Regions from separate parts of the Mus musculus genome. Here regions 1, 2, 3, 4, 5 and 6 are each linked to region 7. Evidence: chromatin loops called from intact Hi-C (ENCODE). Cell type or tissue: heart. All regions are shown on one strand.

The links. A loop is a pair of places that touch in the nucleus more often than their neighbours do. Peaks named below come from ENCODE experiments on the same cell type or tissue, not always from the same donor. Only the 100,000 strongest peaks of a DNase experiment are listed, where the experiment ranks them.
Region 1: a loop joins it to region 7, with 2.6 times the contacts of the local background. A loop is called at or near these places in 3 of 42 quality-filtered maps.
Region 2: a loop joins it to region 7, with 2.2 times the contacts of the local background. A loop is called at or near these places in 5 of 42 quality-filtered maps.
Region 3: it touches region 7 in a loop (2.7-fold over the local background); 2 of 42 quality-filtered maps call a loop at or near these places.
Region 4: it touches region 7 in a loop (5-fold over the local background); 13 of 42 quality-filtered maps call a loop at or near these places.
Region 5: a loop joins it to region 7, with 3 times the contacts of the local background. A loop is called at or near these places in 4 of 42 quality-filtered maps.
Region 6: a loop joins it to region 7, with 2.6 times the contacts of the local background. A loop is called at or near these places in 6 of 42 quality-filtered maps.

What each region holds. Positions count from the first base shown.
Region 1 is chr2:124,296,615-124,300,614 of GRCm38, forward strand. It overlaps a transcript of Sema6d not described here. Among named protein-coding and RNA genes, the nearest start is that of 4930583P06Rik, 76 kb to the left of the region's middle. In heart, CTCF peaks have their summits at 2,438 and 2,646; DNase peaks (open chromatin) are centred at 1,907 and 2,527.
Region 2 is chr2:124,774,093-124,778,092 of GRCm38, forward strand. The region is part of intron 2 of Gm39920 (a long non-coding RNA gene); the gene reads right to left. Among named protein-coding and RNA genes, the nearest start is that of Gm39920, 18 kb to the right of the region's middle. In heart, no CTCF peak of the experiment used is centred here; a DNase peak (open chromatin) is centred at 1,859.
Region 3 is chr2:125,121,778-125,125,777 of GRCm38, forward strand. Myef2 (myelin basic protein expression factor 2, repressor) reads right to left here and starts at 1,883. Exons shown (of 16, transcript NM_010852.2): 1 at 1,608-1,883. The coding sequence starts at 1,741. Gm46759 (a long non-coding RNA gene) reads left to right here and starts at 1,867. Exons shown (of 2, transcript XR_001783448.2): 1 at 1,867-2,317; 2 at 3,012-4,000. In heart, no CTCF peak of the experiment used is centred here; DNase peaks (open chromatin) are centred at 1,474 and 1,864; H3K4me3 peaks cover 2,393 bases; H3K27ac peaks cover 2,098 bases.
Region 4 is chr2:124,099,194-124,103,193 of GRCm38, forward strand. It overlaps a transcript of Sema6d not described here. Among named protein-coding and RNA genes, the nearest start is that of 4930517E11Rik, 29 kb to the right of the region's middle. In heart, CTCF peaks have their summits at 680 (motif pointing right) and 1,893 (motif pointing right); a DNase peak (open chromatin) is centred at 1,828.
Region 5 is chr2:124,553,154-124,557,153 of GRCm38, forward strand. It overlaps a transcript of Sema6d not described here. Among named protein-coding and RNA genes, the nearest start is that of Sema6d, 98 kb to the right of the region's middle. In heart, no CTCF peak of the experiment used is centred here; DNase peaks (open chromatin) are centred at 1,798 and 2,138; H3K27ac peaks cover 976 bases.
Region 6 is chr2:124,739,109-124,743,108 of GRCm38, forward strand. All of the region lies in intron 2 of Gm39920 (a long non-coding RNA gene), which reads right to left. Among named protein-coding and RNA genes, the nearest start is that of Gm34484, 20 kb to the left of the region's middle. In heart, no CTCF peak of the experiment used is centred here; a DNase peak (open chromatin) is centred at 1,903; H3K27ac peaks cover 1,997 bases.
Region 7 is chr2:124,607,535-124,611,534 of GRCm38, forward strand. It overlaps a transcript of Sema6d not described here. Among named protein-coding and RNA genes, the nearest start is that of Sema6d, 44 kb to the right of the region's middle. In heart, CTCF peaks have their summits at 2,269, 2,471 and 3,232; DNase peaks (open chromatin) are centred at 1,207, 2,497 and 2,907; H3K4me3 peaks cover 2,654 bases; H3K27ac peaks cover 3,339 bases.

The DNA.
Region 1 (4,000 bases), 310 kb before region 7:
AAAAGATAAGGTCTGATAAGAAGTTGCACATTCTGGTGTGAGCGATGAGATAAGTGGCAAATTCATCAAATGAATAAACACATGAGCTTTACCAACTCTCTAAGGAAGAAAAGATTCAAGCCCCTCATGCAAAATACTGTTTCTCAAGGTTTTGACTAAATAATGACAGTATGTGTATGTGGTGGGGTATCTGTGTCTGCTTCCTGGGTTTCAAAATATCATTTATTTAATACACAACTGAAACAAGCATGAAGCAATCCTGCCACCCACACAAACTCTCCCTGTCCTGCTGATGGCAAAGGTTTAAGCCAGCTTCTGTTTTAAGTACCACATCTGACGCCTTCTAACCAACTCTCCCACTAAATTCCGAGCTCAGCCTGTGCTGACAGAATCAGCAAACTCAACAAGGTGACAGCTTCACTGAAAGGGGCTTTCTCACCAAGTGCATCTCATCGGGGCCTCACTGCTGAGTCATGAGCTGGCTCTTTGGGTGAGGCACAACAGGATGGCCTCTTCCGGGAGCCGGCCCAGATCCTGATTCAGGATCTTTTGGAAAGAAGGCTCAAGAACTCTTCCAAAGTTATAAGTGAAAACTTGCATCCTTAATATTGATCCATATTTTTGACTTACTAAAAAAAAATCAAGTATATTTATTCATTAAAAAATTCAGCAGATGGTAAATATAAGGCTGATGTCTTCTTTTTCCATCAAAAAGCTATCATGAATAGTCATGTGCTTCTAAAACACAAACCTATATCAGAGGGACTAAGCACTGTATGTTCTAGCTTTAAAATATCTCAGATGGTAAATGAATGTATGTATGTATGTGCTTATGTCATCCGTGAAAAATAAGGAAACTGGTATCTGTTACCTCAGAGCAAATATATATATATATATATATATATATATATATATATATATATATATATATATATATATATATATATATTTGGATGCATAGACAATCCAGTCAGGTGCCCTCTAATGACTTGGAACATCAGAGCAGAACTGAGAGATCCCAGAGTCTCTCAAATCTGATCCAATGAAGTGTGTGTGTGTGTGTGTGTGTGTGTAGGCTATCATGGTCTCCTCCCTGGGCCAAGTGCTCACATATTGGCTAGGATGTTGGGTAAGTCTGTCTCTGTGCCTTCCTCCATCACTGATGTTACAGGCATGTACTATGCACAGCCTTTTGGTGGGAACTGGGGGTTTAACACAGCCCCTCCTGCTCCTCTGGAAGGCACTTGACCAGCTGAGCTATATCTCCAGGCTCTGTGTCATCTTTTTTTTAATTTATTTTTATTTTTTCATCTTTTTATTTTTATTTTTTTGATTTAAGGTATCTCAGGTTAAATGAACTGATTAAACATTAATTCAATTATTTCTCACCATGCTATCTTTAAGTTTTTACACTTTGTTCATAAGATTCATTTTTCTTTCATTTCAGCGTGTCCATTTCTGGGTCCGTATTTGTCTATCCCAGTAGAGTGGTTAGAGCAAGGTGCTCCATCCCAGCCTCCAAAGCTTGTGCCAAGGGAAGAGACAGAATTTGGAGACTGCTGTTTAGTTTGACTGTTGAATATATTTGGTACCCTATACCTCTTACAAAATATTCAGCAAAATTGCCCTCATAATTAGATTGGCCACTATTTTCTTCATAGAAATTATGCTCCTATTTATTAAAGCTAATTATTCAGTGTGCCATTTTTCTTTTTCTGTTTGTATTCATGAATGCCTGGTCTCAATGGGACCATCTAGGTGAAGATCGATAATCGGTCTCTTATTAGAGCAGGGGGAAGCATCCATTGGTACACTGCATTCAGCTGGATGTAAGAGGGCTTATTATTAAAGTAGCAGCAGGCAGTTGAAACCCACGCATGCTGGCAGTGCTGGACACACGGGATTAAATAATCAGCCATCAGGCTCTGTCTCATAAATGTTTGTCTTTGACTTTTGGCAGGAACTCCAACCTGAGCAGATGCCAGTTGACATGGGAACTCTGAGGCCAGCAATTTAAGGATTTTCACGTTTGCTTGCAGTGGTAAGATTTAAAGATATAATAACAAAACACAGAAAATGTTACAGAGATCTGGATTTCTGTACTAGATGCAAAATGAAATTGTTTAGGTAAATATGTTTTGATCTATACATTTTCCTGTAAATTATCTTACCAAAACTAAAGAAAGCACAAGAGAACTCCATGATTAATCCTTAAACATCAAACATAGTAGGGTTACACTGGATTAAAAGAGAGAAATTAAGTAATATCTGCAGTTCCTTAAGTTGTACAATTGGACCAAAAAGGGACATGATTTTCACTTCCTACAGTGAGCTGTTTCTATTGAGATGAAATATTGGCTGTCAGAACACATAGTCTTTGTCAGTGGGAGAAAAGAGGAAGTGGCTATTTTAAGTTCTATAGGGGGCAGTAACAGCCTTAGCATGAGTCTTGAGATTGGGTTGTAAGGGAATGAAGTCTGTAGTTAATTAAGTGATTGCATAACAAGAAGACTATCTGGCGCTGGTGGAGAGGCCTCCACACTGGACACTTGCTGCCAGTAGAGGCACATCTGTGTGCTGTGACTTCAAAACACTGTTATAATGTTGAAGATACCAGCAGATGAGCACACATGTTATTGAAAAATGGTTTTAAAAATAGAAATCTTTCACTCCTATGTATCTGTGTTTATGTGTATGCGTGTACACATACATATACACTCTTAGATCAGATGCCAGGAAATAAATGCTGAAACCACCAGTAACTAAATATTTACAACGTTTCTAGAAGGAATCCCAGTATCTGTATACATTCTAATATAAAGTAGGCATTGCACCAAGGAGTAGTCAGGGCACTTTTAGTACAGTCACATCATCTAGACGTTAGTGAATTTGTGGAGCTTTGAGTTGTTGAAGTTAATAGGCTAAATTTTGAAATAATGCCTGCTTCTCATTCACTTCAAGTTGAGACTGATCTCTCTCCATAGTGTGTGGCTATCTTCAGCACATCTGGTTCTCTGAAGAACACTGCCTTAAAATAGTTCTCATATTCTTCTGAGTCCTCATTTTAATGAAGTCTAACAGCATGTTCATGGTACATTGATCGGATTGTGACTCTCTGCCATTTCATTGGATGCTTTTATACAACAGGCATGGTTTTGTATTTGTGAATTTGAAAATGATGAATCTGATGTATTTAGCTTTTAAGTATCTTCTTCTCAAATTGCCTACTACTTTATTTAGTTATATTGTTACATTACCTTTGCTTTGATGCCTGTGTTTCTTAAAATCTGCTTGTGAATAATGAAAAAATGACAGTGAAAATGCGGGAAGCTAGAAGATGTGTTATTTAAACTGATACCAGGACTGGCCATGCAATGTCACATAGCATTTTTGTTAGTTAGTTAGTTAGTTAGTTAGTTAATTAGTTAGTTGTTAGTTAGTTAGTTAGTCACTGTGTGTATATATGTGTGGGCCCTTATGAACAGCTTCTTGGAGTCAGTTCTTTCCTTCCATCATATGGGATCCAGTGGTACAACTCAGTTACACCATGTTTGATGGCATGTGCCTTTACCCACTGGGGTATCTTGCCTGCTTCCATTATGATGTCTTACATCTAATTGTCATGGAATCCTTTTGACTTTTCTTTTTAAAAATTGCCTTTCATATTTCATTCAGTGCATTATTATCTGTGCTTCCTAGAAGCTATCACCAAACCTTTGTTTTTCCCATGCATGAGTCGTGGTTTCCTTACCTAGATGTAGAACTTAAGTAAACTTTTTAACAGCAGTGTCATTAAACTGCAGATACTATTTAATACATTCTTGTACACTTATTTTCCACCCAAAATACGCCCATGGTAAATGAAAAGTCTAACTTGAAGCTCTGCAGCTTCAGAATGGTTGTTCTTACTGAATAGCAGTTCATTTGAGAGAGATGGACTTTGGGTCTGGTTGATTTCAGTCCGAGATGTTTTTTATTCACAAATTCTTTATAATAAAGT
Region 2 (4,000 bases), 170 kb after region 7:
CAGGTAAATGTGCTCAAATACTTCTGGAGCCTACATGACCAGGCAGAGCTAGCAGCATGGCATTACATTCAAGTTGAGTGGGTGCTTTGGCGTGAATGCCTACCCGAGAAAGTCCCTCACTGGTCATGCATTTCCAGGAAGTGTTTGGGATGGCTTACTAGAGCCCTTTTCGACACGTACTGCCTATCCACTGGTTCTAGCTGTTTGACATTCCAAGAGTGGTCGTGCTAGAGAGATGGAGAAAAGAAAGACCAGTCCTAGCTGGGGGCTACTGAAGAAGAGGGATGGACAGGTGGCGCAAGCCAGGGGTACTTTTAGGACAATGACATTTTTTTCTGAGTGATGGTAGAGTGTCAAACACTTGTCAGGGCACATGTCAAAATATACAACATTTGTCAAAACCAGTTGAATGTGCATCACAAAGAGTGAGAACTCCTGTAGACTAAGAATGCCAGTTAATGACCATCAGTCTGTCAGCTTCTAAGAGATACACCACACTCATACGAGGGGTAAAGAGGAGGATGGGAGCAGGGTGTGGAGGAGAAATGTGAGACAAACCTTTAGGAACTTCTCATTCTTCAGCAAACTTCAAACTACTCAAAAGTAATATTTACTGCCTTGTTTTAAAAATACGTATAGAATGGCAGAAGACACTATTTCCCTCACCCGTCCATCCCTCTTTGCCCCAGGCACTGAAAGGGCTTGAGAAGCTTAAGAGGTGGGTATCTTAACCGACCTTCACCCCCGGGCATCCCTGCAGGGACAACCCTCCTGTACGCAGGCCACGCACAGTCAATGCAGCTGAGGTTCAGCTCGCTCTAATACCGCCTCTTAAACATTGCCCTGCAGAGAACTGCAGCTACCTACCACATCTATCCCATCAGAGTTCAGCGCAGAAGTGAAGAAAAGATTAACCGTAGCCCCTCTATGGCAAGTCAGTATGGGATACACCTCAGAAAAAGGATGAGCCGCCTCTCTCTCTCTTTTTTTTTGACATTTTTTTTGTTTTTTTTAATTTATTTTATTGGGTATTTATTTCATTTACATTTCCAGTGCTATCCCAAAAGTCCTCCACACGCTCCCCCACCCACTCCCCCACCCACCCACTCCCACTTCTTGGCCCTGTCGTTCCCCTGTACTGAGGCATATAAAGTTTGCACGACCAATGGGGATCCATCCCATAATCAGTTTCCAAACGCTGACACCATTGCATACACTAGCAAGATTCTGCTGAAAGGACCCAGATATAGCTGTCTCTTGTGAGACTATGCCCGGGCCTAGTAAACACAGAAGTGGATGCTCACAGTCAGCTATTGGATGGATCGCAGGGCCCCCAATGGAGGAGCTAGAGAAAGTACCCAAGGAGCTAAAGGGAGCTGCAATCCTATAGGTGGAACAACATTATGAACTAACCAGTACCCCCCCTTGAGCTCGTCTCTCTAGCTGCATATGAATCAGAAGATGGCTTAGTCGGCTCTCTTATGCCACCTTTGTTCTCTAAATCTCTGATGCAGGCGAGTTGGTACTTACAGAGTGGTTTCACTCAGAGGCCAGTGGTAATGAGACAGAAAGGAAGCTGACAAGCAGCTCTTCGAGGCGTTCAAGCTGGTTGTTCACAGGGTTTTGTTTTGTTTTTTTTTTTTAACTATAATTCATTCATAGAGATCCCTTGTCTTTCAGAAGAGAGAGATCTGATTCTTTACTTTGATGCTTTATGAATGCTGCCAGGAATCTGTTACATAACATGAAGATCAAAATTTCAAAGCCCTTCCTGTTCGGGCTCTGCACCAGCCACACTTCCTGGTCATCAGACTGCCACATGGCAAGGCAAGGCGAGTTTCCTCATGTCCAGTTGGCAGCTTGGCTGACCCTGGCTGCTCATCCCGTCCTCCTGCCCTACAGCTGGCTCTCTGGCCAGTGTGCAGAAGCATTTCATCTGGCATGGAAGGGCATGGCACAACAGGGCCATCCTGCTTCCACTTTTCCTTTGGACTAACAGACACAGGCATTCATTGCCAGTGCCACTCTGTCCCTTAGGGGAAAAGTAATAAACCCACTTGGAAAAAGACCTCATGTTGTTTTCAGGCACGACAGCCAAACTGGTTTTGGGTTATTAGAAATTTACCGTAGATATTGGGTCTTCAAAAAAATCTACTTTTATGCCTTAGCTCTGTACAAAGCCCTGGTCCTGTTGTACAAATAGATTCATAGTTGGGGGATGGAAATGTCAGAGGTCAAGTAACATGGCTACTCTGTACCTTTTCACTAATAAAATTACTTCACCATAGCAATAATGAATGGAATCTTATTCTAAGTAGCCATAGTTAATTAACCTTCCAAACACCAAACTTCCTCCAAGTAGAAATACAGACATACATATGATTGTAAGATGCACATAGCCTATTATATACCCTGTCCAGGCTCCCAGCAGCCAATGGGAGCTGGACTTGTCGTCCTTTGATGACATCACACCAACTCATGTTCTCTTGAGTAGGTTCACATTTACAAACTCATAACTCGAATAGCAAGTGTAGTCTTTGAACTGGGACTTTCAAAGCTGGTGCCAACAGAACACATCACTCTGGATCAACTCAGTCTCTCTCAACAATCCAGAAGGATCTGCCTCAGGCAGCTCAGGAATCAGGGGTACGGTGCAATAGTATGAGGACTCACTGCTGCATTGCAAAGATGCAGGGCTGTGAATCGAGCCTTTCCTCCTGAATGTCTGGAAAACAGTATTCAAAGACTGATGTAGTCAAATGGCTAAAGTGTTTCCTTTCCATTCTAAGTTGTTTGTGAGAGGAAAGAATTATGTTAGGAAAGCCCAGGGAGCTGCTAAGTTAGTGTATACATGTCAAGGTTTGCATGGGGAGGGCGAGTGTTTCCTCTCCCAGACACAGATGCATTCAGCCCTACTGATTAAGTTGGCCCTAAGGAGCTCTGGCCCCAACTTTCATATTCATATTTCTGGCTCTATTAACCACTGTCTCTGTGTCCAGTTGTGTTAGCAGGTGACAGACAGAAAGGGCCATGCAATTCTGCTGCCAGTCAAAGTCTCACATCCTGCCAAATGTCCTGGTTTCATGGGTCTGGCTTTTTTTTTGTGCCAATTGGTTTTAGTGACATAATTATTCATCCCAGTTTCAGTATATAATTGGATGATTATTTTTTTTTTGGGTAATCTGCAACTGTGAGTCTGTTATTTCTCTGACGTTAGTTGTATGGAAAGGTTGAAAGTATAATTCTGTTTCTGCTCTGTCTTAAAGGAAGCAGGAATGAAAGTCACAAGGAGGAAAGGGAGAAGGATATGATTAGTCAAACTCAGTTTGGGAAGATAAATGAGTGCCATCAAATGCATGAGAGCCTGCATGATCCCAGGGCTCCGAAGCACAGTTAGCGCAGGCTGTGTTCAGTGTCTGACAGCAGATTGCACTGGTCTCAAGCAAACCACAAATGGTGGAGAGGGGGTCCCAATGGTCACCCTGCTTTAAGCAATGACTGTCTTCCTTTGTGTTCACTGAGGCCACTCCCAGTGTGGGGAACATCTAGATGCAAAATGATGAGGCTACTAAACATATGGCTTTGCATCCAGATGAGTCCGTGTCACTGAAAACTGGCATTTCAGAGGCCAAAGAGGAAATCCTGGAAAATATACTCCTCTAGTTGTATTTTTCCATCTGTTTGACATAAAAATATTCCAGAAGCCAGAGATCACAACCCCTTTTGACTGTTAAATATTTGCTCTGAATCTCTTGTTTTTCCAGTGGTGAATGTTTTGTTTTGTTTTGTTTTTCTTCCTTGAAGGCTGCCTGTTATTGTCTGAATAAGAATCCTGAAAAAAGTGCTTCTACCCATCCTGAACTTATAAAGTAGGAACTTCTCAATTAGCAAAGCACTCATTAGAAGTTGAAGAATGAGTCTTCGGAATTCTTCTTCAAATATCTAAACCCACGTCATAACAGGAAGTGGAACAGGAGTTTCTTAGTGCCTACGTGCTTTA
Region 3 (4,000 bases), 510 kb after region 7:
TTATAATACCTAAAACAACGCGTGTATCATGTATGCTTACTTTCCATATAGATACAATGTGGGTATTTCCAATTCACCATTAACTCCATGAATACAGAATCCAAAGACACAGAGGGTGACTATATTGTTACAGTCACTCCACTTTTTTTTTCTATTTTTAATAGCAAATCTCTGAAAAAGCCCAAGATCTGACAGGCATAAGAGATAGGCTTTCCTTGCTTTCTGATTTCTCGGTGGTTGATGCATGCACACTCTCCATCCATGAGCAAACTGCACTGACTTTCAAGCCCTGCAAATCTGATACCTGCAAAATTCTGTTCTGCTCACACGATGCTTCCTGTTCAAAAGTCACCAGGTGGGTAGGGAGACGAATGTCCATATTTAAGGTATTCCTAGCCAATTCAAAGGTAACACAACAGGCTCTGTCTAATGGAACGCTCTTAAAGTGCCTCTCCACATATATCATATATCATTTCAAAAATGAATATAGGCATCAGGAAAACAGCAAACACTGAACTTCTAAAGCTCAGGATAGGCCCCAGGGAACTGGGGTAATTCCTCTTAAATACGTTGTCAGTGGTTAAGAAAAAATATACAATGATGTCACCCTAAGAGCGAGACTGTCATAGAGAAGCTGAGGAGCACTACCCCATCTAGTTTGCAACCAATTCAATTCAGCCGGTTTCAACAGACTGGTCCAAATCACTGCCTCAAGTATTTCCACACAAAAGCCAGAAAGACATTTTCCCTTTTCTGACTTCATGTCAGAAAGCATGTGTTCACTGCTTTCTACCGTGGCAGGATGGAGAGGTGGAGGGTGTTTTAACAAATTACTGGCATTATTTTCAACTTCAGTTTTTACAGAATAAGCCATAGGAAAATAAATGTTTGCCTTCACATAGCCCCACGTGACAAGGACAGCCGAGCACAATCTGCCCCTATCCTACTGCCTTACAACTTAAGATCTTATGGATTAACGTCGACTAAATTCTCTACAGACACAGATGACAGATCCAACCTTCAGCCCTCGGGTTTTCTTCTACAAAAAAAGCACTGCATTCGGTGGAGGGGGGGTGTCATTTTGTGGCCTAGCGCCTGCCTGGAGACTGCACGAGGCCCTGGGTTGCGTTCCCAGTTTTGCCAAATTCAGATTTATATTTCAGTAATTTAATTATATCGTAAGTGAATTATAGTAAAATGAAGGCCACTACACACTGAGTTTGTGTTTTTAAAAAAATGAATAAATAAACCAGCCTGCACGGCCCACAACCATCACCGGGTGGGTGGAGGAGACCAAGTCCTCCTTTTTCGAAAGCCAATCAAGAGGAACACAATGGGTTCGGTGAGCTCTAACACTTTGGAAGCCACCACCGCACACGCGGCCCTCACCGGGGCTCGGAACCGGGCCGGGAGGGGAAAGGACCGATGATGTCATCCCTGGGTCCTCCCCGAGGATGAGGCTAGCCTCGGGCCTTTTAAAGGGGACCGTTTTTCCGCGCGCCCGAGGCCGGGGCCGCCAGCACCGCACCTGCTCCCGCCCCGGGGCCGCCCGCGCCTCCCGCCCTGCCCGGCCGCCCTCCCGCCCGGCCGCCCGGGGGAGACAATACATTTTAACGCCGTTGGCGCTGCTGCGCGGCGGTTTCTCGGGCTCGCCGGGGTGCGTGTCTCGCCGCGGCTCAGCCGGTTGCTGCTGCGAGCCGTCGTCACCCGCGGCCGCCTCGGACTTGTCGGCATCGGCCATCCCGCCGCGGGCTCCGCCTCGGCCGCGATGAGGGCTCCGAGCGCTACAATGGCGGCGGCCGGAGAAGCGGTAACGGATCGCGATTTGAAAAGGCCCCGAGCGCTCGGCGGCCGGGATCTCGCGAGAGCGGACGAGGCCCCGCGACTTGGGGAGTGAGTGGGGGCGGGGCTCCGGCGCGGCCACCTGCGGAGGGAGCGCGGGCTGCCTGGGGGGGCAGAGATGGGGGTCCTCGGGGACGGGGCCTTTGGATGAGAGGACTATGGCAGCTCCATCTCTGCGGGTGGATGCTCTACGAACCCGCCAGCGAGCACCGGTAGCTGAGGACAAGTTGACCACTTTCTTTGAGGGCTGAAGATTTTTGTAGACCTTAGCAATCAGCTAAGAGGTCGAAGTTTTTACATTCTCGGGGCAGCTATCGATTTGGACAGTCCATCATTTTCTTAAGAAAACCTGTACAAGGGGGCTGGAGGAGTTCAGCAGTTAGGATGACTTGCTGCTCTTGCCAAGGACCTGGGTTCGGTTCCCAGCACCCACATACAGGAGCTCCAACGACCTCTTCTGACTCCATAGGCGCTGGTATGTCTGTGGTGCACAGATATACATGCAGGCAAACCACACGCACACATGGAAAAAACAAATTGTTTTAAAAGAAGTCTTATACAAGACTAGCTACAAATGCATATTTTGGTTTGGATTATAGATTTTACCCCTAAATACTAAAGATTCATAAACCTGAGTGTCATGATTACACTTCACACTAAAATGGCCTTTTTCAGTTGAAAAAAAAAGCTAAGACCTCCTCAAATGTTTCCTTCTTTAAAAAAAAAGTGAACAGCATAAGGCAGACACAGTTTATTAGAGATGAGAGTCATCTACAAAATTCTGAGTTTGGCGTTCTACCCACATAGTGTCCTAAACACAACAGATACTTTTGTGTTTCTGTACTGTCACCCCTGGGGCCTAATGGTTGCAGTTAGCAGACAGGTGCTGGAATCTGGCAGAGAAAATTAGGCTTTCTCCTCGGCTGAGGCATTTCAGTTCTCCACTTCTCTTCAGGTAAAGACAGCAGTTCCTTCCCTGCAAGGTAGAGATTTAAAGAAAACACTTCATCTAGGGCCAAGTGCTACAGTATCGCAGTCTATCTCTTAAGGCTCCCATGGGGTTTCAATCAAGGAGAAACCAGATTAACCCACCCCACCCCACCTCAACCCTAGATTTCAAAGTATTCACTATTCCATGTATTCTTTTGTTACCATTGAATTTCTCCAAGGAACTCCATCTGACAGTCCTGGACTAGTAGATTCCTGCAAAAACCTTTTTCACATTTCAACACTTTTCAAGAGTTCATCGTGACCAAACCATAATAGAAGGTTCGGAAGGGACACTAGAGCTCTGCTGGAGGAGGACTTTGGGAAACAGCACTATTCAAGAGCTGTAATCGAGCTAAAAGCACAATTTAATTAAACACACACATGAGACTTACCCATACTCCAGAGTATGCCAATTTAAATATCCCATTAAAAGAGCTATTCTTAATGACTGAGCTTTGGGGGGCAGTGTCTTGGAATTTCCAACCCCAATAAGCCTATCTTAAAAAAAAAAAAAAAAACCACGTAATCCAGTTATTATAAGTATAAGATATAAGCCTAGATTGGGCAGATCTAACACTATACTAACATTCCCCAGCTATAAGACCCCTTGCTACTTGTGGTTTCTCCTGGCCACGTGGTTCTGCTCCAACATGGCTATTGTCCTCACTGTCTTCCTTCCTCCTCTCGTCCTCCCTCTTCCCTACTTGTGCCCATTCTCAGAGATCTCCCGTTCTTCCTATCCCACCACTGCCCAAAAAACGGGCTCTCGCCTTTATTGACCAGTTAAAATGGGAAGGTTCGCAGGACTTCACCTGCTGCGACTGCTCTAGGGGGCAACCCCTCTGGAGGAAGCAGAATTAACATCAGAATACAAACAGCACCAGGACAACCCACAACCAAGCAGGATTTAAACTGTGAGCCTAAGATAAATGGCTCTCTGCCTACCCTTTAGCCCCAATCTTGTGAATTCATAAAGAGCTAAGGGTTATCATAACTGAGGATCACTGAGGGGCTCCTAGAAGAGATGAACCTTTCCTTCTCCATGCTGTTGACAGCATACTTAAGGGTAGCGAAATCGACAAAGGAGAATTTAATTCCCTCACTGGGAATTTTTTTTTTCCCAGTTTATGTGTGCACATTGAAAAACTCTTAGGTAACAGATGTTGAA
Region 4 (4,000 bases), 510 kb before region 7:
TAGAGCCTAAGCATATGTTAATAACTAAGTATATATGGCTGGGTGAGTAAGTGAGACAGAAGGAGGAAAGATGCCTAGTATATTTTTAGAGCTTTATTAACATTTTCAAGCTCTGAGAAGAGAGAGAAATTTGATAATAATATTTATTTTTATTTTAGTTTTGGTATGTATGTCATTAAAGTGCTTCTCAAAATACAGGTAGTGCATTTTGAAAGAGGTAGAGAATTTGGTGGAAGATGTCCAGTGAAAAAGAATATTCTAGATTGAAAATGCTTCCAGGAGGTAGCTGGGGGTAACTGTCCAGGCATTCAAGAGAAATATCAGACCAACAAAGAGCCCAGATAGAAATACTACACAAGTATAATTTTAAAATAAGTTCTATAGAATTTTACTGCTTCACATTAGATAATGTTACTTTGTGTACACAATACCCAGATGAGTAGATAAAACCAGCTTTAGTTATTGGGTATCATAAAATAAAAACATAGCTATATTCTTCCTTGGACTCAGCTGTTTTTTTTTTAAATGGAAGCCATTCAAACATGGATATGAGTATTGTGACTGTGTCTCTCTACAGATGGACTTTTTTTCTTTCAAGGAACAGTACATGTGGGAAAATATATTTTCTTCATTGTTTCTGATCATAAAGTTGTGACAATACAGTTTTATGGAAGGCAGTGCTCTTTTGGTCTTGCCAGGAGGTGTCACTACAGCTCTCTGACTAACAGCACATCCAGTAGGGACCAATTGGTACTCACCTGCATCTTCTCAGAGGCCCAATGTTCTCTCTGCTGGGTTACCCGGAGGAAATGCAATAGGACAGTAGAATTATTTCCAGAATCCTATTTCCCCAAACAATTATTTTTAGGTTGTGAATTAGTTGAAACTAAAAACCCAAACCAAAACAAATGTCTTTACTATTTTGGAAGTAAGTACTATACTTTCTTTTGAGTAATGATCAAACATTGTGAAAAGAAAGAGCAAGAAGCAGAGGAAGGGAAATAGGTGGGTGTAGACTTCTGAAAGAAGTGAAGCCCACAGTGATAGCCCAGGGTGACAGCCCAGGGTGACAGCTTGCCCTGGAGCATCTCCTGACTCAGTGTTTTCTCTCTTGCCTGACTTGGCAGTTGGGCAGTTGGTATTCTGTGTCCTGCCTCTTTTTCCTATCTGGATAAGTCTAATTTTCAAAAAGCTTGTATTAAGAGTTATATACCATCTTTACTTGTTGATTAGTATAATTTCAGTCTCCTCCACAATGTGATAAGATGGGGTAGTTACTGTATTTTCCTATGTAAGAAAAAAATGGACATTGGAAAAATATTGTACACAGCACCCATGTGTACATCATACTTTTATGGGGATTAGGGATTTGACCCATCGGATTTCAACAGCCACTAAAGAATTGTCCCCCTACAGCAGGTGTTCTTTCTGTCTTTTTCTCTGTGTGATCCTGACTGAATTGGAGCTCCACACAATACCCAGTGCTCACTTTGTGTGAACAACACACCTTGAAGGTGTGGCTTTCTCTTTCCTTGTATGTAGTGCTTCGTGAAGAGTCTAGACATTTTGAAAAGTGACCTGATATTTCTGTTTCTAAAATGACACATAAGACCCACAACAATGACCAATAAAGTGGGTGGATGAGACAAAAGATGTGCTCAAGGGTGAGCCTCCCCAGCCTTGAGTCTGGAAAGAAGGAAAGACTGTGGCACACTTGGCTTCACCTAGTGCCGCTGCCTCCACGTGGTCCACTAATCAATGAGCCATGGGACAGAAAGGCTCAGCTTTTTTGTCAAGTAGTAAAACAGAATGGGGGGCTTAGCTCAGCCCGAAGGGTCTCTTTGACTGTTGGGAACAGACTGGCGTTCGTGGAGCTGTGTTTCCTGCCGCCCTCCAGGTGGCAGCCTGGCCCCGCTGTTAGACATGCTCTGGTTTCAACCATTTTTAACATTGCCAGACTCAGGACTGTTTCTCAGCACATTTAATTCCCTGGGAATGATGAACTGCGCTTCAGCTCACTGCACCCTAGGGTGATTGAGCCTGCAGTATTTTGGAATCTGCAGAGACTTTTTGGGCTGTCATTTGATTGAAAAAAGCTGCCATATTTTGGATATTTTGTCCCCTTTAGAGCTGTCCTGGCAGACTGTATCTGCCCAGAAGCAATCTATAGGAGAACACTTTAAAAGCATATATATACTTTCTCTTAAAATATGAGGAACTTAAACAAGCTTACAATTTATTCCATTATTTGATCTTCTATCTATTTCATGGCTTTGTTCTTCTTTGGTTCTGAAATAATATTTCTTTCCACCTGACTTAAAGCAAATCCTCTCTAGAAGGTAGCTTATGTTAATTGACTGAGTATTTTGAAAGAATGCAGGCAGAGCTATGTGGAATGTCTTAATTTAAATGAAGCTGTAAGCCTTTTCATATTGTAAGCAGAGGTATTTAAAAGTAAGATGATTAGAAACTGCTGAAGTTGCACACAATTCAAGAGAATGTGAAAGACGTTAGAATGAGCGGCTGGCACAGGGCTGCAGTGTCCGTGTATTCTAAATATACATGTAATATCAATTATGGAAGAAAACCAACAAAGGATCTTAGGCTTGTCAGCTTGCATTTGTGTGGCTGCTTCTTTTCATGAGAATTTTTAGTAACTGGGAAAAGTGCCAGATACTAAATGCTGGAAAACGACACATGAATAGGATATAGTAGATCTTAGCACTGTTGAGGGGGAAAAAAAAGTCACTTACGAGTTTAGAAAGCTTTTCTCTGTCAGTGTGGCCAAATTCGCGCTTTGATTTGCAGTGGTTTAGACTTATAAGTCACCTGTGGTTGGCTTTGGGCCATGGTTAGTAGCATCTTCAACGGAATCTTCTAGATAACTTCTGAGAACCATTGTTCTCTACCCCTGTGAGATTTGATCCCCTGCCATAAAACATTCTCTCAAGGCAGCTTGTAAGAGCATATAAGCTTGTGTTCTATACAGAACCTTAGATTCTAGATGTGGAAAAAACCTAGCTTTACTGACTCACCATTAGCCGACAGTGAATTTGGTCTCTGAAAGCTGATAGTGTAGTGAACCATTAGGAGAATGGCAGGGATGGGCCTCTCCACTTCTCTTTTCAAGTTAGGTTGTAGCCATTGACTGGGATGTTAATCTATCTGTCTTTTTGTGAATTTTTAATTTAAGTATTATAATTGTGTCTTGTCATTTTGTGACATCTTAGGGCAGAATGTGAACTTGGGGAGGAGGTGATTAGTTGACTGAAATAAGTCCAAGACTGGTTGGTCATAGCCTCCGGTTTAGTGACTCCAACAAAATCAGCAAGGGAAGGCTAATTCGCAACAAGCCCAAAGTCTTCTTTGATGGTGCATGCATTCCTGGAAGGACTTCACCAGCCTACCAGTTTTTTATATAGCTGTAAATATCATTTTATCAGAAAATATTTGATCTCTTGATGGAAAGAAAAGAAATTTCTAAGTCTATTTAACCTGAGAAGAAACCGAAGAAACAAGACTTGAGGGTAGACAGGAGGGTGGTAATCCTTTCCAGTTGGTAGAGTGAACAAGATGAGACAGAGAACTGGAAAGCCATATTTTTCCAGGATCCATAAGTCATTGTGCCAGGAAAAAAGCAAGCTTGGTGTCACAAAGACAGGAGGTCCCTATCCTTGAAAAAGGATAAAGGATAGGGGTGAGTTCTAAGGACCATGCCTTCTGGATTATCTTCGGGGAACTGAAGGGTTTTGGGAGAAGCTGCAGTGTGAACTAAACAAGAATAGAACTGTAGGGATAGCCTAGTATATTAATCAATAAACCCCCAAGAAAGATCCAGAAGTCATGTCCCAATGGGAGCATTTAGTGATTTTTGTAGTGACTAAGATCTGAATGAAAGAGCTATCTGCTATAGGATAGAGTTTTGAGGATTCTTAATAGTAGTTGTGGCTATTGATACCAGTGAAGGGCACCAGCAGGTCCTTCCATAGCTTTTGATGAG
Region 5 (4,000 bases), 54 kb before region 7:
ATTATATTTCCTTATCTTGACTATCTATATTTTTCTTATGAATAAAAACGCAGAAATGAGTGTGGGAGCCAATCTGAAAATGAATGACCCTGGATATGGTAACAGAGCTTCAAAGTTAAGCGATTCTTACCCCTGACATTCTGTCACTGCACATAGCATCAAGTCCTTATGGTGATTCCTATTCACCTTCCATATTTATACACATGCATATAAAACTATGTCACTTGCTTCAAAGTAGTAAGGTGACAATGATGTGTTCAAACCTGCAGAGACAGCCTGACTTGTTGCTACTCTCAAGGAAGAGTCAGAAGGATCACAAGTTCAAAACTGACCTGAGCTATACCTAGTCCTCTGGGCTAGATGTGTGGCTTGGTGGTAGAGCATGTTCAAGGCCCTGGGTTCTATCCCCTAGAAACTCATACATATGCCTAGAGGGAAAATCTATTATACAGATTTATTTGAGAAGATTCTTTACCTAAATAACTACTGAGCTCTAGAGGGGTAATGCATGTGTTTATAGAATGTTTTGCAGGCTCCAACTATATGTCAGGAAACATTCAAGATAGCAATGCTTTTTCATAGGACGATTTTCTTTCCTAAAGACTTTCAAAGTTAGTTTTAAATATGTATATGTGCTTGTATCTGTGAGTGGGTATGTGCATTTGAGAATGGTTGCCATGCCTCCTTGGTCCTGCCTTCTGCCTCCCTACTATGCACCCTGTGAAATTCTTCCATCCTCCTCACTTGAGCCCCACTGGTCTGGAATGATTGTCTGCTCCCCAGGCCTGAACCAAGCAACCTGCTACTGAGCACCCAGGCTCGCTCTCTACAGCATCTTCTGAGTTGAACCCATCCATCAATTCTTTGTGATGTTTCTTATATATTTCCCTTAGTTGGGCATCCATCTGAAAGGTTGTGTAGGCTTCATGAGTGACCTCAGAGAGCATGGATGCTACACAACTCTGGCTGCAATTGTCATAAAGGGTTTTCTTTATTTCCCAGCTTTGACAGTGGTAAGGAGAGTAGGCAGCTATCAGCTGGTGTTACCTGGGAGCCCTTCTGTCTCATCTTTCAGAAACACTCTCCACATCCTAACAATGTCTTCCTTTGTCAGACGTACCTGATGCATGCTCCTGTTGACTGGGGGAGGCTTATTATTTCATGTGTCTCTGTAAGTGGAGATTGCTGCTCTGAGGAGGAAGGGGGAAATCGATTGTCTGTTCCCGCAGCTTTAGAGCTATCCTGGGCTCTTAGGGCCTCAGAGTTGCTGTGTTCCCACACTTTCTGCTCAGCTGGCCGCTTTGTTTCTTCCCTTTCCTCTCTTCAGTTGTGCGTCTGTTTTCTTTTCTGTTGTTCCTTTGAACTCCTTAGGAAGCCAAAACTGCAGTCAGACAGAAGAACAGGAAAAGCTGCCCATGAGCAGACTTGGGCTGGGAAATTCCTTTTGTCTCTTTTCCCTTAAGGACATATTTTTATTTTATGTGCACAAGTGGTTTGTGTCTGCATGCACGTGCACCATCTACCTGCCTTATCCTCGTGTCAGACAGAGGATGGCATTGGATCGCCTGGAGCTGGAGTAATAGGTGGTTGTAAGCTAAAGGTGGTTTTATTTCTCTGTAAGAGCAACAAGCTCTCTTAACCACTATCTCCATCTCTCTGGGCTCATGTTCCTTTAAAAAAAGAGACTTGCACACATTAACCTAGAAAAGCTGAACACTGGCTCAACAATACAGCCCAGTATATCCAGAGCCAAGCCAGAGTGCACAGTGACTCAATAATACAGTGTGTCCAGAACCAACCCAGAGTGCCAGATTTCTTTCTATCTGTAGACCCCACCCCTTGTCTCAATTCTTAGGCCACAAATATTGCTATCCTAAAAGGTGCTTTAGGGTATGAGTGCTTACCCATCCTGAATGTTCCCACAGCATTAGAGGTCACACATCCTGTATGTGTCTCTTGAAATGGTCAGCCAGCTGTTAGAGGAAATTTACAAGACACCTTTTCCTTAAATCTACAAAAATTGCTTTTGTCAACAAATTCCTGTTCAGACTTCCTGCTCCAGCAGTGTTTGCTTCCTTGCTGCTGTGAGAGGAAACAAAAAATAGAACGGCCTTCCTGCTTCAGGAAGTTGGGCCCAGACAAGTCTGTGTGCCATGATGAGGCCAGCATCCTATGAAAGCCTCTGGGAAGTAATCCATTGGGGTATTATATTTAGGAACAGCCTGACTGAGAGCATCCCTGTGGCATTGAAGGGATAACCTTGTGCTCAGTTGGCTTGTCCTTCATTTCTGTTTAAAAGAATCGGGAGGGATGCAGCGTACAAAATGCTTCTGAATGGAGCAAGTCCTCTAGGCTTGATGGCATCTCTTCAGAATGGGAACTGTGTAGGAAGTGCAGGGATATGCAATGGCAATATACGCATGCGCCACTCAGTGTGCAGAGAATGGTGCTGAATTAAACTCGGCTACTCCTTCCATGACTGGTATGAGAATTTCCCAAACCTCTTCTTTTTCTTCCATATTTCTTCACACTTGGTCTTAGCCAAAAGTCCAAGAAGTGATCCTCCATACTTTTTTCCATCCAGACTTTGTGCTCATCACACAAGCAGCAAGTGAAGCGTCTACATATTAATACACTTTCAGTGTTTGAAAGAAAATTGCTCTCCAAGTTTGTCACCATTCTCATATCTCTTCTATGGTTTTATGCCATCCTAAACAGACTACAACAGAGACAAGCTCAATCACCCTGAGGGACAGCCATCCTGGGAGCTAGCCTAAGCCACATGTGTGAGTTGTTCCCAGGAGATCCAGTCAGAAGCCTGATCTAAGTTGAGCCTTGGAATCCTCTTAACTCCTATATCTGACAAGGGGATAAAGAGGCAGCCAGAGGATTCCTGTCACGCCCAGGCTTCGTGTCTCTCCAGTTGAAGCACTTGGAATTATGGAACACAAAAACTACTGGTGTCAAGCCCTATTCAAATGCCAGAGCCACAGAATATGTGAGCATATGAAAATGCCACCAAACTGTAGGCTGGTCAGTTGTAAGGCATGGACAACTGAAACAAGGACTTGAATTTCTGAAACAGTAAATGATCACATGGAACAATTTTGCAAACGGTGTTCAATTACATGGTGGTGAAGCCTGTGTTGGGCTATATGTTCATATCCCTATAGCATTGCACAAAGAGGCCTCAGCCCACTTGGGTGACAGTAACAACGCTCCATACACTGGAGGGCTTATCAACAATGTTAATGTCTCAACAACAATGTCACAGATCTGGAACATGGAATTCCAGAATTCAGAGCTGGGTTGTTGGGGACTAGTGAAGGAGCAGCTCTTAGTTCACAGATGGCCATGCTCTTGGTATTTCTCAGAAGGTCTGAGGGGCTTCTCTGGGGACCTTTGATAGGATCACTAATCCCTTTCAGTGAGGGGTGTCCCTACCATAACTCAATGTCTTCTAAAGGCCCCATCTCCATATTCTACCCTGTGAGTATTACGATTCAACAAGTCAATTTGAGGGATGAAGACATGCAGCCTGTAGCATCCAGGAGGCTTCCTGGGAATGTTTTAGATGTTAATAACCTCTACCTTAAGGGAATTTCCAAAGTGCTAGGCTACACCTAGATTGGCTCCAAAATCAGCCACTTCTCTTCCAAGAAGCTCATTCTCTGCAGTGATCCTTCCCTTAAAATAATAATAATAATAATAATAATAATAATAATAATAAATATGTCTATTCTGTAAGATTTTTCTCAACACAGTAAAATTGTCTTTAAAACTGCCTTGAAAAATGATTCCTCCTGTAATCCAGCCATGGGGCATCTCTTATCTCAGGACTGAACCCCACTGACTTTATATATCTCTCCTCATGTGCCTTGTGGCTGGAGTGAACTGTTACAACCACAGTCTAAAGTTCTACATCGTGTTAAGAGCTTTCAGATAACTTGGGTCAGTTTGCACTTTGTTGTACTATGAACAGCGCGTAGATATAACAGTG
Region 6 (4,000 bases), 130 kb after region 7:
ATTTTCAGATCTAATAACCATTTCTAGACAGTCTTAAGAAAGACCTGACTCAAGAATCTCAAACTAATCCTGATTAAAAAGGAAAAAAATCAAAATAAAACTGGCATTAGAGTAAGAGATTACCCTTTGGAAAGTAATGGAGACAAAATGCCTTTTCTTTTCTGACAAGAAGGTAAGTTTCAAGGGTGACTGGGATTCTGTGAAGAAGGATACCTGAAAGTTACGGAGAGCAGACACCTTGAACAGTCGTCGGCTTGGCAGGACCCCAGTCAAGTTATCTCTGTGGATGGAGAAATCGTCAAAGAGAAGAAGGAATGCCCAGGAGGAATGACCTATTAGATCATCCCAAAGTCACAATGCTCCAGGTGAGTGTGCAAAGCACTGCACTGCTGACAGAGCTAGATATTATATGAAAGCTACAGAGAGAGGACCGGAATTGGACTATGTGTGACTTTCTGAAAAAAAAAAAATTTCCAGGGAACTAAAGACAGCCTCTTTTTTCTCAGCTTTGTGACTGAAGAATTAAACCAAATCAAGAGAACCACGGAGATGTATCCTGATTATAAAAAGGCTTCCATACAGAGTTCTGCAAACCAAAGCTTCAAATATCGCCAGGAAAGGTCATGGTGGGAGCGAGATTCATTACAAACCTGAAGTATGAACTGAACTCCACTCTGCAGAGTGGAGAGCTCTCAATACCAGCAACTCTATGAAGAGCTGGCTTCATATCTCTCCTCCCCAGAGCAATCTGCCCTTCACTGGATGGCCTTTGCTGTCCCAAAACATAGCTCCACCAGACAGATGGAGCAGGCATGATAGGCAGAGGGATTCAACATGTCTGAAGGCCTTAGGGGGGTTGATGAAGGCAAAGCAAGAAAGCACATCAAGCAGCCACCATGCCCCCTACTGTGCCAGAATTCTTCTGGAAACTCCTGGATCAGAAGACCACTCTAAGGTGGAAGCCATCTCCTTGTGTGCCTCTGGATTCTAGGACTAGGACAGACAGAGTCACCTTTGTTACCAGGGAAGTGTGAAGTTGCCGTTCAGTGAGGGAAGGCAGGCAGGGAAAGCAAAGGAGAAAGGGGAAGATGTCTGTTCTCTGATAAGAAGTTAGAATATGAAGGCTGAAGGGTAAGGAACTGCAACAAGCCCTAGGGGTTTGTTGCATGTACTCCTGTGGAGGGTCCTGCCAACCTAGGTAACTGGAGAGATCATCTCGTGAGGTCTGGCCTGACCTAAAATACTATTTTTATGTCTCTGCCTTGGGGTTAGGATGCTTCTATTTTACAATATGGCAAGTGTGCTTGAGCAACCGGAGGCCCAAACAGTAAGTGAGAAGCAGCTCTTGACTGTGAGGGAGTCAAAAATTGAGATAAAATAAATTTGTCAATAAACCCTTTTTGAAATAGCTTTCAAAACCAACAGAAATAAACCAGAGTTGAAACCTTCTTCAAGCCACGTGACCCAAAGCTTTGGAGCAGACGGATAGCACACAGCTCCCTCACTCTCTCCTCTCTTTCCCTCCCAGGGAATTGTGACAAGGGTTATAAACCAGTTCCCTAAACTTTGAAACTACAAGGATGGAGTTGAAGGGCTGATGTGCCAACCCTGAGCTGAGGCTGAAGGGGCTGCTCTTGTCTTTCTTTCTCCCACAAACCTGACAGTATCCTAACACCAAACCCGAGTCACTTAAGGGAAGAGGAGACCACGTGGAGGAAATAGATGTTTCTCACTGAAATGGAAAGGAGCAGCATCAGATAGACCACCGTTTTAGCTGGGAATCCCAGCAAGGCATTATGGGAAACGCCTCCCTGGGGCTAGCCAGAGTGAATGTTGGAATAGAGAACAGATACGAGCGAGTACAGCTGCTGTAGGCGAGACGAAGTTTCCATTCCACTGAAACTTAGAAGCACTCAAATCGAATTTTCATGTTGGTGTGGCAATGGTGCTTTGCCAAGAAATTAAACTTAGTAACAGGCAGGTGTTTCCGGGGTGCTTTCAAATTACACTGCCTTGAGAGTCTTAGAGGAAGCAGATAGCATACGAATAATCAAGAAATAACCAGAGAAACGGGAAGAAAAATAAAAATAGTGCTGCCTTCCTCGTATTGTTTGCCGTTGCTCCCCTCCCCACGTCCTGTTATTGCCAGAATGCTAAGTGACCTTTTCTGTGTTTAATTACCCAAAAGAAACAAGAAATGAATGTCAGGGAAAGAGAGGGGCTCCTATCCGGAATAGCTTGTCAAAATAACAGCCCCCAGGGTCTTTCCTCTTTCTGGAGGATATTCAATATTAGCTTGAAACAAGTGGAGATTAAAATGGGAAAAGGCATATGTCTGAGACACCAGGGAAGGTAGAATATGCTCAGGATTGAAAACAGTCAAGCAACGCCATGTCTCAGAAAGTAAAGGCTCTCTGTTATTCTTTGGAAGAGGGCAGTTCTTGTAGGGTACAATGTTGCTGAGAATTTTAAAGCCAAGTTAAAGTGAGATGCTCCTATTCAGAAAGTTCTTGTGATGATATCCACTTCCCAGCAATATAATCATTTCCACTGGCTATCGCGCAAACAGAGCTTCTTATATAAACAAGCTGCAGAGAGTAAGAAAAATGCTCAGAGTTCCTGACATGCAGTCCTCTGTCACACACCATTCTCTCCAAATGGCCACAGAGAAAATAATACTAATCTCCCTGCTGCTCATTACTTTATTAGCATCTGATGCCTTAGGTCCCTAATGAAATCCACTTTACTGCCCTGGATTATTTCCTGACTCAGTGACTTTTTTCATTTCACTATTATGGGGCTTGATAAGAGCTCTGGGGAGTGACATAAGGGAACCTCCATTTGAATTATAAGACTTCCCATTTGCAATTTGGACACTGAGCCTGGACACCTAGACTCCCTTTTCGGTCTTCCAGTCAGTGTCTACATAAACAGAGATGGCGCAGGGTCCTGGAATGGGTGCACCATTTAAGTCTAGACCAGTTGTTCTTAACCTTCCTGATGCTGTGACCCTATAATTCCTTATGTTGTGGGGACCCCAACCATAAAATTATTTTCATTGCAACATCAAAACTGTAATTTTGCTACAGCTATGAATTAAAATGTAAAAGTCTGATATGCAGGATACCTGATAGTCACGTGAAAAGATTGTTCTGACCCCCAAAAGGGGTGGAGACCCACAGGCTGACAACCAGTGGCCTAGGAAAAAGAATGTATTTGCTGAATTGTGCATGGAGGGGAGAGGGAGGAGGGAATGACAGGATCATGTCTCTTTTAAGGACTTAGTGGTTGTTTGTTTGTTTGGGTCTTGTTTAGTAATCTACTCAGAGAGTTTTAGGGCTAGATAGGTCTAGAACTCCTCAACTGAAGCCAATCACAGAAGGGATGTTTTCCACACAGAGATCTGTCATCTTCCAAGTTCAAGAGAGCACTATTCCAAAAATTCTATCTGAAGTTACCTCAAACTCAGCTTAAGCCCTACAGAGTTACTTGTCTGGTTTGCTTTCTATTGTGATAGAACAGTCCATGACCAAAAACAACGTGGGGAGGAAAGGGTTTATTCGCCTTATTTGTCAGAATCACAGCCCATCACTAAAGGATGCTGAAGTTCAAGGAGGGCTGGAACTCAAGCAGGAACCTGGGCAGGAACTCCTGTAGAGATCAAAGAGTAATGCTCTATACTGACTTGCACCGAGTATGCTTATACCACCCAGGGGTGACAGCTCACCACAGTGACCTGGATCTCCCACATCATCACTAATAAAAGCAATATCCCCTAGACCTTCTTATAGGAAATCTAATGAGGATATCTTCTCAATTAGTTTCCTTTTCCAAAATGACTGTAGTTTGTTCCAACTTGACCACAACAAACCAGTATAATTTCTTTTACTTTCCATAGACAGGCAGACAGACAGACAGACAGACAGACAGACAGACACACACACACACACACACACACACACACACACACACCATACTACTAGTTTCAGGTTTCTAAGCA
Region 7 (4,000 bases):
TCTGGCCCAGAAGAGAGTATGAGAATGTTGCAGGCTCTGGCGCCACACCTGTTCCACAAGTATTTACTGAGTGTGCCCCCCAGTGCTGGGCACCAGGCCTGTCCAGGAAAGGAAGAGGAGAACCCTGGCCCATTAACAAGTGTCCAGTTGGGAGACATCCTAAGCAAGATAAATTAAATAACATTTCATAACAGAGAAGACAGTCATTCCGGCCCATACAGAGGGTTTGTGGGCTGAGGGTACTCTGACACCTAGACAACTTGTTGTTCAATCAAGAAATCAGAAATGAAGCTGAACCACTTTATAGGATACCAGAGAAAGCAGGAACATCAGGAGAGTGTGCTCCAGTGAGGGGCAGAGTGTGAGCCAATGTTAGTGCCTAGAGTGCAGAGTGGGTGGGAGAACGGGAATTGGCAGAAGTTAACAGGATTAAAGAGCTGAATGGTATGAAGTGGACAGAAATGATGGGAATCAGAACCACTGCAGTGACAGCCGCCTGAGTGCTTTCCTTGGATGCTTTTCTACTAAAGACTAAATGAAGAGTGTCATTTTCCTCTCAACACCCCCCAACTCCCACCCTTCCCCCTCTCACACACAACACAGACATGGTAAATCCTCAAGAGTAATCTTTGACCTTTCTACCCATGTCATGCTCTGGCCTCTCGGCCTCCGACAGAGCAAACAGAAGGATGACTCTGAGGTCCAGGCTGATATTTAAAGTGAAAACATGTAATTCATGGTTTCAAAGGACCCATCAGCATATTCTCCAGCAACCCACCAGACCATCATTCCTTTTATTCCCGGATTTAAAGACTCGGTCTGGGTAAAACTGTAATCTCTGGGTATCTTTTCCTCTAAGGCTGCCCACATGTGCAGGAACCCAATTTATACTGAATGTTGTAACTCACTCTTAGTAATCTCAATGCTCCAGAGTCTCTTCTGCTTCAGCAGAAGGACTGCCTCAAGTTTGAAGCCAGCCTGGGCTAAATAAGCTCCAGGCTAGCCTGAGCTACAACGTGAGATGTTGACTGGGGGTGTTTGTGGGGGGTGGATTCAGGAATCTGAAATGAACCTTTGCTGCTCCTGCAGACATGGGACAACTGGCAAACCTGTCGGGGTGGCCGGTGACTTGTTTCCTCACTTGGCATCTTCACAGGGTGGCCAGTACCACCCTCTGCCCGCAGAGCAGAAAACAAGAAATAACTGCTGGCCAGGAAACAGCCCCAGCTTTCTGGGTCAGAAGTTGGCCAGGGGAGGACCTTGACTGCCAAGTAACTTGCAGTGATGTCAGAGCCCCACACAACCAGAAAACACCAGCCAACCAGGAACAAAAAACTTAACAGCAAAACAAAACAAAACAAAACAAAACAAAAAACAAACAAAACAAAAAAACAAAAAACAAAACCAACACTGAGCTAGCCTCGGAAGCTGCTCTTTCTGTCCCCCCATCCCTTTCTTGTAACAGGAGGAACAGGGTGGGGGGGGGGAGCTTGCATTTTAAAAGGGGTTGTCTTTTTTGAAGTTCCTTTTCAACTCCAGGGCAGTGTTCTTCCTAAATGTAAACATATATCTATGTGCGAGAGAAAAGCAGGAAAAATCATAGACAAGAATATGCTTCCATGCCGGGTCTCTCTTTCCATGGTAATTAACCACACTCAAAGGAAAACCAAAAGTTTGGCGGAAATGCTCTCTTCTTTCTCTCTCTTTAAGAGAGGGCATCAGGGTTGATTCCAGCCACTTAGAACCCTTAAGTGATACATGATTAGATTGGAAACTAATAAACATAGCCCGTTCTTGGAAATGAACTTTGAATTAAGATCCTCTTGTTTGGGAATAAATGATTCTTTTATTTCATTTATGACAGTCCGTACATCTTAAATGATGTCGCTTCAAGGACATTTTCATTTCTCCCACAACGTATTAAACGAAACACTTGCCTGTAAAACCGGCTCATTAGCCTGCAAAATTACACTGTACTGAATGGCTTTCATTCAAAGTGGAAATAAGATTTTTAGTAGGCAATTTCTGTATTTTCTAAAGCTACAGCTATGTTTGATTGCGTCTTCCCAGCTGTTTTACTTGGTGGTTATAAAGATAAATGGGGGAGGGGGCTTGTAAAATGAGCCAAAAAATAAATCCTACACTAGAAAACTAAGTCAAAACTTCGGGGTACAACTGCGCCCATGGCACCACTGGGCTGCAGCAATTTGTCCTCGGGACGTCTGGGGGAGTGTGGGAGAGTAGTGAGGGCGCCTGGAGGAAGGGAGAGGAAGGGAAGGGAGAGGCGGCTTTGCTGGCTACAGAGGCGGCGCCAGCTGGGCGACCCGGCTCCGGGAGGCGCGGGAGGAGCCGCTCGGATAAGGTGGGAGAGCCTGGGCGCGCGGCCGTGCGCGATCAGGGACGCGGCGGCCACCGGGGTCGAGGCCGCGGCGCGCGTGGGGCTCTGGGCGGCGCTGGCCGCTGTGGGAGCTGCAGAGTGGCCAGGGAGCGGAGATCTAGGGGAGCGACTCGGAGATGGATCGAATTACACCATTTGCCGAGCAGCGGTTTGTTTTGCTCGCGCTGGGTCCCGCCGCCGCCGCAGCCGCCGCCAGGGCTGGAGCGAGTGAGTTTCAGGATAGATCGCAAGACGAGACCCGAGACCGTGGGATTGCTCTTTCTGCACACTGTCTTGATTGGCTCTTCTGTCTGACCGTGACAAGCTTCATTTGTCTGTTTTTAAAAGCAGGCTTCCCCATGAGAGGTAAGACAGTCGCCCAAGCTCCGCTGACGCTCTGGGTGCGTGATGGGGGTGGGACCCCGAGCCGGGAGCCCGCAGCGCAGCTGTGTGCGGACGCGTGTGTTTGCGTGGGCGTAGCGTCGTAGCTCCCGGGAGTTCATTGCTCTCCCAAGCCACACGGTCTCCAGCGGTGCCCGAGGCGCCAGGGGAGGTCTGGCTGACCAGTCCCAGCTGGCCGGTGGGCGGCCTGGGGGCGGGGCGGGGCAGCTCGGCCCTCCTCCTAGGCGCACCCCTCCTCTGAGGCGCACCCCTAAGGGAAGAAAAGACACCCTGGGCTGCGAGGAAAAGTTTCTTCTTGGCAGGGCCGGCTCGGCGCCGCTCCGCAAGCCGTCAGGGTGAGCCCGCCTTCCTCGCTGCGGGGCTTGGAGCCTCCAGCCCGCCCGCAGCGCAGCCCGGGCCGCCGGGCCAGCTTCGGCCGGGAGAACGCAGGGACAGCCTGGGAGTGCGGAGCCACTGACTGTCCACGCGGGGACCGTGAGCACCCACTCGCGGGTCTCCCAGCCACTCTCCCCCGCAACTTTGCGTGCTTTGTTCTCTGGCTGAAAAAATGCTCCACAGAAGCGCCATAGACCGGGTCTCCTCCAGGCGGCAAGGGCTCGGCCGGGAGACGTGTTACGCTCTCAGCTCCCCATCAATTATGGATGGAAACAAATAAGGAAAAGTCAATTTTGTATGAGCCGCGTCTTTCGCAGCCAGAGGCGTCTTGTAGCCTGGAGCAGAGGCAGGCAAACCGAGCCCAACAACCAGGTAGGGAAACTTCCAGATTCTGCTGCAATGACCCTCTGTAGAAATCGAGGCAGTAGCTGCCCTGGGGAAATTTGGAAGCGCTTTCAGCTCCCAGTCGGGCGTCTAACTCTTGGGTTCTAAGAACTTGAAGGTGTGGATGCAAGCTGAGTTTGGAATTTTTTCTCATTATTCGGCTACCAGGACCATTGTACTATTTAAATCTAATAACTTGGGATTTTTTTTGTTTTGTTTGTTTTGGTTATTTTGGTGGTGTTGTTGTTTTCTTAAATGTGGAGCGCGCTGGGGAAGAGGTAGGGGAAGTATTGCAGTAGGGTCTGAGTTAGAGCACTGGGGGAATTGGACTGGTCAGTAGTCAACTCCAGCATCCTTAGAGAGGGACCGCACATCGTTGTTATAGATATACGTGCCCCCCCCCGACTTTGTGTACAGTAACCGGACCCCGTGTCAGCCACTAAGGCTTCTTTTCCTTACATG